Regions from separate parts of the Homo sapiens genome. Here region 2 is linked to region 1. Evidence: read pairs that join two places in POLR2A ChIA-PET (ENCODE). Cell type or tissue: endothelial cell of umbilical vein. All regions are shown on one strand. Links, peaks and the distances in the headings refer to the core of each region. The heading gives the core; the rest is flanking DNA. Region 1 has its middle 120 kb from the start of MIR610. Region 2 overlaps KIF18A (kinesin family member 18A).

Region 1 (5,389 bases), core at 288-5,287:
GTGTTTTCACAATGATACAGTTCTACAAATGCAAAGTGTTATATACAGAGAGCCTGTGGTGAACATGGGCTGTTTTTGTCTGGCCAGTGCTCTTCCTTTTCTTCTGGTAACTGTGTCCAGTCCCCATCTTTTTGCTTTAGGGAGCTGCATCTTCCTCTTTTCTACCTGTAATTCTGATGGGACTTCATGGTTAGGCACATGACCCTAGTCTGACCAGTTGCAGTTTCAACCCCTTTGGCTATAGAGGTAGGTCTAGATTTTTGGCATGTTTCAACTGTGGACCAATCAGAATCCATTCCCTGGGATGTTTTTTATACTAAAATTGGGTAGAAGAAAATCCCTCCACCTAAGCCACAATACTTCAAGATGGAAGGTTGAAGTTACCAACGGATGGACTTCCCACCATGGGGAAAATGCCTTCTGCAATAAGTGAAAGTCTTGGCAGCACTGGCCTGGTTGCTGTGAGTTGATCACTCAAGCTAGTGTGATCTTCACAAGCCCCTCTAAGACTCAAGCACTTTGTTCATTAATAAAATGGTACAAGATACCTGATCTGCTTATCCCTCAGACTGTTGGAGGGTACAAATGAGACCCATCCTAATTTGCCCCCAGCATATACTGTAATACCTGTTTTGCCAGTAAAGCAAGTCCATTCCGAGCATTTATTTGTCAAAATCACATATGCAGATGTGTTTCACTGGAGCCAGTTGGAGTTTCTGAAGTTTGTATGTCAGAATGGATTACTTCTATCCAAATGAAGGAAGGACTTATACTGGCAAGATACAAAGAGGAAGACTAGACTTTGTTTCCAAATTAGTATGGTCCCAAAATCACTACCATCTCTACTCCCCTAGAGAAAAAAAATATGTGTTCATAAAAAAAAAAAATCTAAATTCTGACAAACCTTTTCAATAAGAATCTATAGATCAGACAAATTCTAAAATCCTTGGTAGCTAAGAATATGTTTTGGGTTTTGTTGTTGTTGTTGTTTGTTTGTTTGCTTTTGAGACAGAGTCTTGCTCTGTCACCCAGGCTGGATTGCAGTGGCGCGATCTCGGCTCACTGCAACCTCTGCCTCCTGGGTTCAAGTGATTCTCGTGCCTCAGCCTCCCAAATAGCTGGGATTACAGGCCCCTGCTACCATGCCCGGCTAATTTTTGTGTGTGTGTGTGTGTGTGTGTTTAATAGAGAAGGGGTTTTGTCATGTTGGTCAGGCTTGTTTCTAACTTCTGACCTCAGGTGATCCCCCTGGCTCAGCCTCTCAAAGTGTTGGGATTACAGGCGTGAGCCACTGCACCTAGCCAGTAGTTTAATGCACTCCCCAAATGATACTCATGATTGCTGAATTTTTAGGTCCACCATGTTAAGGGAAAGAGCACCAGCAGTAAATTGAGATACCTGATGTCCATTTATAAGGAATCAGTTAACTAAGAGTACACAGAAAGTTCGAAGTCAAACTCAAATGTATAGTTCATAAAATTGTGTGATATATTATTAAGAAAAAACCTTGCAGAACAGTATGTATAATACACTTCCATTAAAAATTATGTTGGCATAATTATGCATGCCAACAAAAATTATGCATGGCATAAGCATAGAAAAATTGGACGGCTCTACACCTAACAGTAACAATTATTGTAGAGTGCTTACAAGGCACTATCATCTCATATATGTCTATGGTGCTTGAGTGTTTATGGTAAGACTGTGTTACACATGTCATCGTGAGACATTTATAAAGAGTCTATCATCAATCTATCCATCTACTTACCTATCTACCTACTTACCTACCTACCTATTGCTGCAACCATCCGTCTCTGTGAAAGAACACCAAATTGGATTTCAGATTTAAGTCCTCGTTGGGCTTTCAACTAATAGGGCTACAGGAAAGCAATGTGATGGTTAAGAACTTGATCTCTAGATTCAGAAAGACTTGGGTTCCAAACCTGACTTCATTACTTATATTAGTGACATGACTTAATTCTCCTTATTTCACTAAGTGTTTGTTTTCTCATTTGCAAAGGAGGATAAAAATACCTACCTCACCTTCCAAAAGCCTGTAACCCCAGTCCAATCATGGAGAAGAAGATCAGACAAATTCCAATAAAGTGGCATTCTAAAAAAATACCTAATTGGAGCTCTTCAAAACTGTCAAGGTTATCAAAAACAAGGAAAGTCTGAGAAACTGTCACAGAAGAGCTTAGGTAAACATGACAACTAAATGTAATGTGGTAACCTGGATGAGCTCCTGACATAGAAAAAGGACATTAGGTAAAAGCTAAGGAAATCATTGGAATGAAGCATGAACTTTAGTTAATAATAAGGTAACAATAGTGGTTCATATATTATAATAAAAGTACTACACCAATGTGAACTATTAATAATAAGATAAACTGGTTATGGAGTATATGGAAACTTTCTGCACTATCTTCTCCATTTCTCTGTAAATATAAATCTGTTTAAAAACATAAAAAAGACAATTTCCTAGAATTGCCATGGGGCTTAATCAATACAAATGTTACAAATTAGTACCTTGAAGGCACAGAATGGGGGCCTAATAAACAGTAGCGATTACTATTATAATCTCATGTCTCTGTTTTCCTCATTTCCTATCTCTAGCCCATGGGGATTGGACTCAACACGCTGTAAGATCTCTTCCAGCTCGAAGATTCTGGGCCTCTGTAGCTTAAATTCCTGAGGCATGATTCGCTGAATGTGAGTCATATTCACCATCCTTCCGGCTTCTGTGGATTTGTCTCAGTGATGCCGTACCTTGCTATTTACTTTCTTCATTCTCTGGCTGTATGAGGGACTTACAATCATTCCGCAGTTTCTTTCATAAAATGATTGAGACTCAGAATGACTAGCCACACACATTCCCCACAAAAGACCTCCAAGAGTTTCCAACCAGATCCAGATTCTGACATCAGAGGGGCTTCTACTGTCCCTACCACAAGCGTCTGTGTATCTATGACTGTGATAAGGCCCCAGAGAGGACAGAGAGAGAGAGAGGGAAAGGGCCACCAAAAAGTGTTCCAAGAAAGAAAGAACTCCCCCTTCTCCTCTAACTAAACCCAGTATCCTCAGGCAGGGTTCCTATCTGTGTGTTTTAGGACTGCTTCACATCCCATCAGCTCTCTTGGAACCTAATCGTTTGCAGGGCCCCATCAGCTCTATCCAAGCAGAGAAATTACGCGCAAGCTGAAGTGTGCATGCTCTTCTGTGTGGCCCCAGAATGACTTGAGTCTACTGAATGGAATTTCATACATGTGTTGGGTGAGGTGATTTATTATAGGCGGTAATGGAAATTAATTTCACTTTGAACCCTGTGGCACCAGAAAATGCCTAAGTGCTGAGCCATTTTCTTTAAGTAGGCCGTAAAGCTGCTACTTGCTTCTGACTGGGCAGCGAAGTGGCGATGATCACTTGTAAAACAATGAGCTTGAATAGGAGGTTAATGGGCCCTGGCCGACCTCGTGCAGCCTGCAGTGCTCATCCTACCAGCCCCTGCAGTCACGGGACTCAGTCTTCCTGGCGCCACAGAAAACAGAGATGCTGGAGCAGTATTTGTATGCTAAAGCAGAGCCAAAGAAGGGGAGAGGGAAACATTCCTGGGGAGCCAATGACCGTGCTTTGACCATGAGTGTTTGGCTGAAAGTGGTGGCCTTGTCCCTAGAAGTTCCCTTAGTAGGAAGCAGAATGGCTCAGAGCTATAAATGGGCCTGAGGAGATCCTGTTTCTAAAGACGGCCTCAGTAAAGGCTCTTACTGCTTAATTTGAGATACAGAGTATTTTCCAAGACAGCTTCTGGATTCTAAGGCTTGCCATCATGGTCTTCTGATTTAAAGTTTTATAAAGGCATTTTAGTCACTATTGAAGGGCACAAAATTCAGGGACCGTTCTAAGGCCTCCAGTGAAGCCATTCCACAGAACTTGTTGTTACACCACAATTACAAATTTAGGTAGAAGATCCTTCAGGGAGACGATCCTTCTGGGAGATGGGGCTCCTCTTGTAATTCATACAAAAGCCACACATGTGCTCACAATATTGAAGGAGCTATTGCTGTGTAACGTCATGTATTAATATAAATACATATATGTAAAAATTAGTTATTGCTTATTTCCTCATTAGAATTTTTTGTTTAATACCATATTAGATTTGTTTGCTACTATAGAACTTAGATGGCTGGCACATAATAGACCTTCAATACATTTTTTTTAAATGAATGAACTATAGAAAGTATTTTAGTGACTATAAAAATGGACAGGGCACTGAACGGGTCTTTAAATAATTTCCAACTTATTAGAGAAAGGAAGCATTCATTTTATTTATTCATTTATTAATTTTTTCAACAAATACTTAATGCATGTTATACTAAGTACCAGGTGATATTCTGGGATTTAGACAATGAATGAGATCCATTCTGGGTTCCACCTAATGACTACTAAATTGGATTATCCAGCTGTAAGTCTCAGGAATCAGTATTTTCTAAATATCCCCAACCCCCAACAAACAATTATATAGAACAGCTGGTTTGAGGAGTCTCAACCCAATATCACATAGGACTGTCAGAGGTGTTTAAACCAGAGCAACTCCATCTTGAATAGAAGCTGAGTAAAGCAAGGCAAAGACCTACAGGACTGAATTCCCAAATGGTTAGGCATTCTAAGTCACAGGATGAGATAGGAAGTTGACACAAGATACAGATCATAAAGACCTTGCTGACAAAAGAAGTTGCAGTAAAGAAGCCATCTAAAACCCACCAAAAGCAAAATGGTAATGAGAGTGACCTCTGGTCATCCTCACTGCTACACTCCCACCAGCGCTCCCACAGTTTACAAATGCCATGGCAACATCAGGAAGTTAACCTATATTGTCTAAAAAAGGGAGACATGAATAATCCACCACTTGTTTAGCATATTATCAAGAAATAACCATAGAAATGGGCAACCAACAGCCCTCAGGGCTGCTCTGCCTATTCTTTTATCCCCCTACTTTCCTAATAAACTTGGCTTCACTTTATGGATTCACCTCAAATACTTTCTTGTATGAAAGCCAAGAACCCTCCCTTGGGATCTGGATTGGGACCCCTTTCTGTATCATCTTTCTCATGAACCCCAAAGAGATAAAACTGAAGAAACCCCCGATCCAAAGGAAAATCATCTGCACACACAGATTGGCTGACTTTGGGTAAGTGGGGTGCATTTACTGGGGTAAAAGGGGTTGGGTTAGAGGCCCAACTTAGAGGAGTTAGAGTCCCTCCTAAAACAGACAGGATTAGAGGCCCCTCTTAATAAAAGACAATGATGCCTGACCAAACCTGGGTTGGAAGCCCAACTTAGAAAGGTTAGAGTCCTTGCTAAGATTTAAGGGGTTAGATGCCCCATTCAG
Region 2 (5,389 bases), core at 274-5,273, 120 kb before region 1:
CACTGCCAGAAAGTTGAGTTTTATGTGTTACAGGATACATTATTTTTAAGTGTCTGTCTGAACCAGAAAACATTAAGAGAGTTATTTCCTTCCAACAAAGTTTTTACATTGGTTTATAAATTTGAAAGTGTTTTTCTTTAAAAGTATGTTACTTTTACTTAATATATGCTATGTAATACAAAATTTCATAAGTACCTACACACATTGAAAAGAAATCTGCCTTCTACCTCTATCTTCTAGCCATCCATTTCTCCACTTAGAAGCAATTGCTGTTAACATCACTTGAATTTTTAAGTAGGCAATTGTTAATTATTCATAATTCCAGAATTTTTTGCTGTCATTACAGTGAAGTTGCTAAATATCAGGTGTCCTGATTTTTATGTGATGCTATAACAGACCTTTTATGTTCTCTCTTCTAGCTCAGTAGTAACATTAGTCATTTAGTTTTTAAAACATAATAATAAAAAGTATGGCTTAATCTTTTTTTTGTCACATTGGATACGTCAGTCAACTCCTTAGGCATCACTTTGATGTTCCATGCAAATGGGATATTTATTTCTCTAAGTGCTTTCTGCTACTCTAAGAATCTATTCATGTTCTACTGGTATGCTCAAATAACTGATAATTATCTTGATTTAGAGGAAATCATATTAGTATAGCTTTTTTTAAAAAAGAAAAATGAAAAACTTCAGGGAGTTACTCTTATGTGGATGGAAGTTCAGACTAATCTCTTTATACTTTCTGTGTCTATTCCTAGAGCAGATATTGAATATTCATTTACTAACACTCAAACCACTTACAAGAGCTGAAGTCATCAAGAAACAATAATTTCTTTTAACCATATTACATTTGCTATATCAGACCCCAGATGAATATACTATCTTAAGATAAACATTTACCTTAAAATGGGGGGAAAAAGACTAACTCAACAATTTAGAAAACTGGTGAACCAGAGGATCACAGAGGAAATGTAGCATAGAAGAAAGAGGATGAGTTTTGGAATCAATCTTGAATTCTAGCTTATATGAGCAATATAACCTTACGCTGATTATTTAGCTTTGCTAAGCTATAGTTTTCTTATATAAAAATAGATTATAATACAGTTCATATAAAGGTTATGAATAGATTATAATACATTTCATATAAAGTTTTTGAAAAGATTAAACATAAAAATAAATAACATGATATAATTCCTGTGTTATAGGTGCCTAGGACTACTTTCAGGTTCAGTGATTCATTAGGAGGACTCACAGGACTCATCAGATAGTTGTATTCTTAGCTGTGCTTTATTTCAGCAAGAGGCTACAAAGCACATTCGGCAAAGGGAAAAGGTACAGGGCGCAAAGTCTGCAGGAACCCTGACACAGAGTTTCAAGAGTCTTCCTCCAGTGGAATCACACAGAATGTGCACAATTCCTCCAGCAAAAAGTTGTGGCAGCACATGTGAAATGTTCTCTGCTTTGGAAGCTCTTTTGAGTTCCATGTCCCAGGTTTTTATTGGGAGCTGGTTGCATAGGCACTTTCTGCCAGGATGTATCAAAATTCCAGACTTTTCAAAAGGAGAGAAGGTGTTTTAGCATAAACCACATTGTTTGTGCAAACAGTTTAAGCACAGTGAGCCACTCTTGTCATATGAGTTCTGGAAATGCTGGGAACCCTCCTAAAATCCATATTTTAAAATACCAGCCAGGTATCAACCTTATAACCAAGCCTTTCTTAGCAGTGTCAGACCTACTATGATAACTTTCCTGCACAGTACCTGATTAGTGTAGATGCTAAATAAGTAATTGTTTAAATGACTTTGATTAATAACTTTTTCTTGTACTTGTTACCTACTTGACTTAAATGCAGCACCCTCCAGCCACCCCCACCAAAAGGAAAAAGGTCACAATTTCTTGTGCTGCTATTGAAATATTTAAGACTTGTAGGTTAAAAGGTGGTATTTCTTTGTGTATGAAAGTGAATGCCCGATTAGTCTTTTCCCACTACCCTATCCATACTTCTAATGGTTCTCTTCTCCTCGATGTTATGAGTCAACTGGAACATCATCTATTGATGGACTCAGGATTCCAGGACTGAATCATTTCAAGATCATTCATGTTGTTAGACATATTTCTTTATAGAAAATTTGGGAACCACTGATTGAGTGTATAAATTTATAACTGTTTAGCTGTGACATTTCTTCAATGAACACTTACACAGAGGTCTGATACACAAAAAATTACATTCGGTGCTGCTGTAATTGTTGCTAATAAGGGAGATTTTGAGTTAAAGCCGTGAATCCAGTGCCCTAACGATTATTTATACTCCCCATCCTTATCCACAACTTTTCTCCTTAAAATCCCTTTAAGTGCCATTCCAAAAGCCATTTCTTTAGGTCATTTAACTTAAAGGAGAGGTAGGTTTTGTTATTTTGTTATGTGTTTGTGTGTGTGTGTGTGTTTTAATGTTGTATACCTAAAATATGTCTCATCATTTCACATAGTATATTAATTTTTCATTTCAATTTTATGATAATTAGTAGCAGTAACAACATCTGTAGTTTGGAAATCACATTATGTTTTGCAAAAAGCTTTTATGTACATTTAATTCATTTAGCTAGGGACAGTGGCTCATCCCTGTAATCCCAGCACTTTGGGAGGTGGAGGCAAGAAGATCTCTTGAGGCTAAGTGTTTGAGACCAACCTGGACAACATAGCAAGACCCCATCTCTACCAAAAAATAAAAAAATTAGTCAGTGTAGTGGCACACATCTGTGGTCCCAGCAACTTGGGAGCCTAAGGTGGGAGGATCAAGTGAGGCCAGGAGTTCGAGGCTGCAATGAGATGATCATGCCACTACACTCCAGCCTGGGCCACAGAGTGAGACCCTGTCTCTAAAAAATAAATAAACAAATATACTTAACTCATTTAGCCCTCAAAGCAATCTCCTATTATAAGTAGTGGCTATTTATCTGTCCCTCACATTACAGAGGAAAAACTTCAGTTTTTGCCTTGTCCAAGGTCATATGGAAGCAAGTGAAGACAATCTGAGACTAGAACTCAGTTCATACATGGGAAATTATTTTAATGATATGCTAATGCTTTGGGTGTTACATAAAAGAACTAAAATAATGTGTTTAAAATGTCATATTTATCTCTCCTTTCTTCTCATCTTCTGTATATAGAGTATTGAATGCTTTACTTCCAACCCTAAGAAAACAATATTGCACATTAAAAGAAGCCGGCCTGTCAAATGCTGCTTTTGAATCTGACTTCAAAGAGATCGAACATTTGGTAGAGAGGAAAAAAGTGGTAGTTTGGGCTGACCAAACTGCCGAACAACCAAAGCAAAACGATCTACCAGGGATTTCTGTTCTTATGACCTTTCCACAACTTGGACCAGTTCAGCCTATTCCTTGTTGTAAGTATAACTTTCGTTTTAAGTAAATAGTAACATTATTTCTAAAGAGAACCTTTGTATATCAATCTATAGAACAGTTAATTTTAATAGGTTTGTCTATTTTATGAAAATTAATGGGAAAATTAGCTTTATAGTCATTTCAATTAACCAGTATCTTCCAAAGATCTAGAACAAGTATGCATTGATGTTCTATATAACTCTAGCAGTAAAATTCATTTTACAACTCTTTTCTTTTTTTTTTTTTTTTTTTTTTTTTTTTTTTTGGTGACAGGGTCTCACCCTGTTGCCCAGCCTGGAGTCCAGTGGTGCAATCAAAGCTTGCTGCAGCCTCCACCTCCTGGGCTCTAGCAATCCTTCCACTTCAGCCCCACAAGTAGCTAGGAATTACAGGCATGCACCACCACTCCTGGCTTTTTTTTTTTTTTTTTTTTTTTTTCCTGTAGAAACAAAGTATCACTGTTACCCAGGCTGACCTCAAACTCCTGGGCTCAAGCAGTTGTCTCCCCTGGCCTCCCAAATTGCTGAGATTATAGGCATGAGCTGCTGTGCCTAACCCATTTTATCTATTTTTGATGGAACAATTTTGCTTCCCATCCTTCTTTAAAATGTAACCTCTATTAAGGGCAGGAAATTATAATTAATCATATCATATTTTATGATAATAATCTGTTCTTAAGATCAACTAACAGTGTAGAGTTTACTATTTTTCTATTGACAAATCACTTGATATTTCTCTTTCTCTCATAAAAGTATGTGTGAGACATTTTAATTGCAAAGCTAACATATAATCTTAGTTAAGAAAAAAATTCAGACAATGTAGAAGAAAAGAAGTAGACTGCCACCTTCAACTCTTCTCAGAACCTCAATTTTATGCCCTATCTCAGAGATTAAATGCTGTTAAATATTTATCTTTGCAGTATGTGTGTAATACACATGTATTACATAAAGCTTTTTGTTAGGTTTCACGTGAATGCTAGCACATTACACATAGTGACCTGCAACTTTTTTGTTTAGTTTATTATGTTTATTGGTTTTATTTGTTTATTATGAACATTTTTAGGGTGCATACATGAAGAATCTACCTCATTTTTTTATTGTTTTTGAGAATCCAGAGAATAGATGTACCATAATTTAATTAACCTTTTTTCTATTAGTGAACAGTACATCAGAGAACACATCTGTGTATTCACATTTGTGCGTGCATAGCAGAATCCTAGAAGCTGATTTGCCAGGTTAAAGGACATATCATTTTTTTTTTAATGCATCATGTTAAACTGCTTTTCATAATTTTTTTCTGTACTTAGTACCCATGAGAGTAACTGTTTCATCTTTACCTAAACCAAAAATAGTAACAACAGCAATAATAATGCATAGTCTTTTTTGTTTTGTTTTTTTTGTTTTGTTTTGTTTTGAGACCGAGTCTCGCTCTGTCACCCAGGCTGGAGTGCAGTGGCGCGATCTCTGCTCACTGCAAGCTCCGTCTCCTGGGTTCACACCATTCTCCTGCCTCAGCCTCCAAAGAAGCTGGGACTACAGGTGCCCGCCATCATGCCTGGCTAATTTTTTGCATTTTTAGTAGAGACAGAGTTTCACCATGTTAGCCAGGATGGTCTCAATCTCCTGACCTCGTGATCCATCCACCTCGGCCTCCCAAAGTGCTGGGATTACAGGCGTGAGCCACCGCGCCCAGCTGCATAGTCTTTTAAAATGTGTAACTCTCAGATTATCGATGAGGCCAATTCATCCCCTGTCAGGTATCCTTTGCTCATTCACACTAGTGGAAATTTTTGTTTATTTGTTATGGGTTTGAGGGGCTTTTTGTTTGCTTGGTTTTTTACTTGGCACTTCGTATCTAATAACTCTTTGTTCATTTGGTGCTGCTTTTTTTTATATATATGTTGAGCAATAATTGATCAATTTATTGGACTTTTAACTTTTATATAGTCAAATCTGCCTATATTTTCCATTATGGGGAATTTTCTTGGGA

Evidence for each region. ChIA-PET counts read pairs that join two places held together with the same protein. Peaks named below come from ENCODE experiments on the same cell type or tissue, not always from the same donor. Only the 100,000 strongest peaks of a DNase experiment are listed, where the experiment ranks them.
Region 2: POLR2A ChIA-PET joins it to region 1 with 11 read pairs; 3 of 35 experiments call an interaction of 5 or more read pairs at or near these places.

What each region holds. Positions count from the first base shown.
Region 1 is chr11:27,932,301-27,937,689 of GRCh38, reverse strand. No RefSeq gene overlaps it. Among named protein-coding and RNA genes, the nearest start is that of MIR610, 120 kb to the left of the region's middle. RefSeq lists enhancers at 2,417-3,616, 3,291-3,792 and a silencer at 3,374-3,668. In endothelial cell of umbilical vein, for the core only: no CTCF peak of the experiment used is centred there; DNase peaks (open chromatin) are centred at 2,719 and 3,389; H3K27ac peaks cover 2,112 bases.
Region 2 is chr11:28,056,939-28,062,327 of GRCh38, reverse strand. KIF18A (kinesin family member 18A) reads left to right here. Exons shown (of 17, transcript NM_031217.4): 13 at 3,167-3,402. Among named protein-coding and RNA genes, the nearest start is that of MIR610, 2.8 kb to the right of the region's middle. In endothelial cell of umbilical vein, for the core only: no CTCF peak of the experiment used is centred there; no DNase peak of the experiment used is centred there.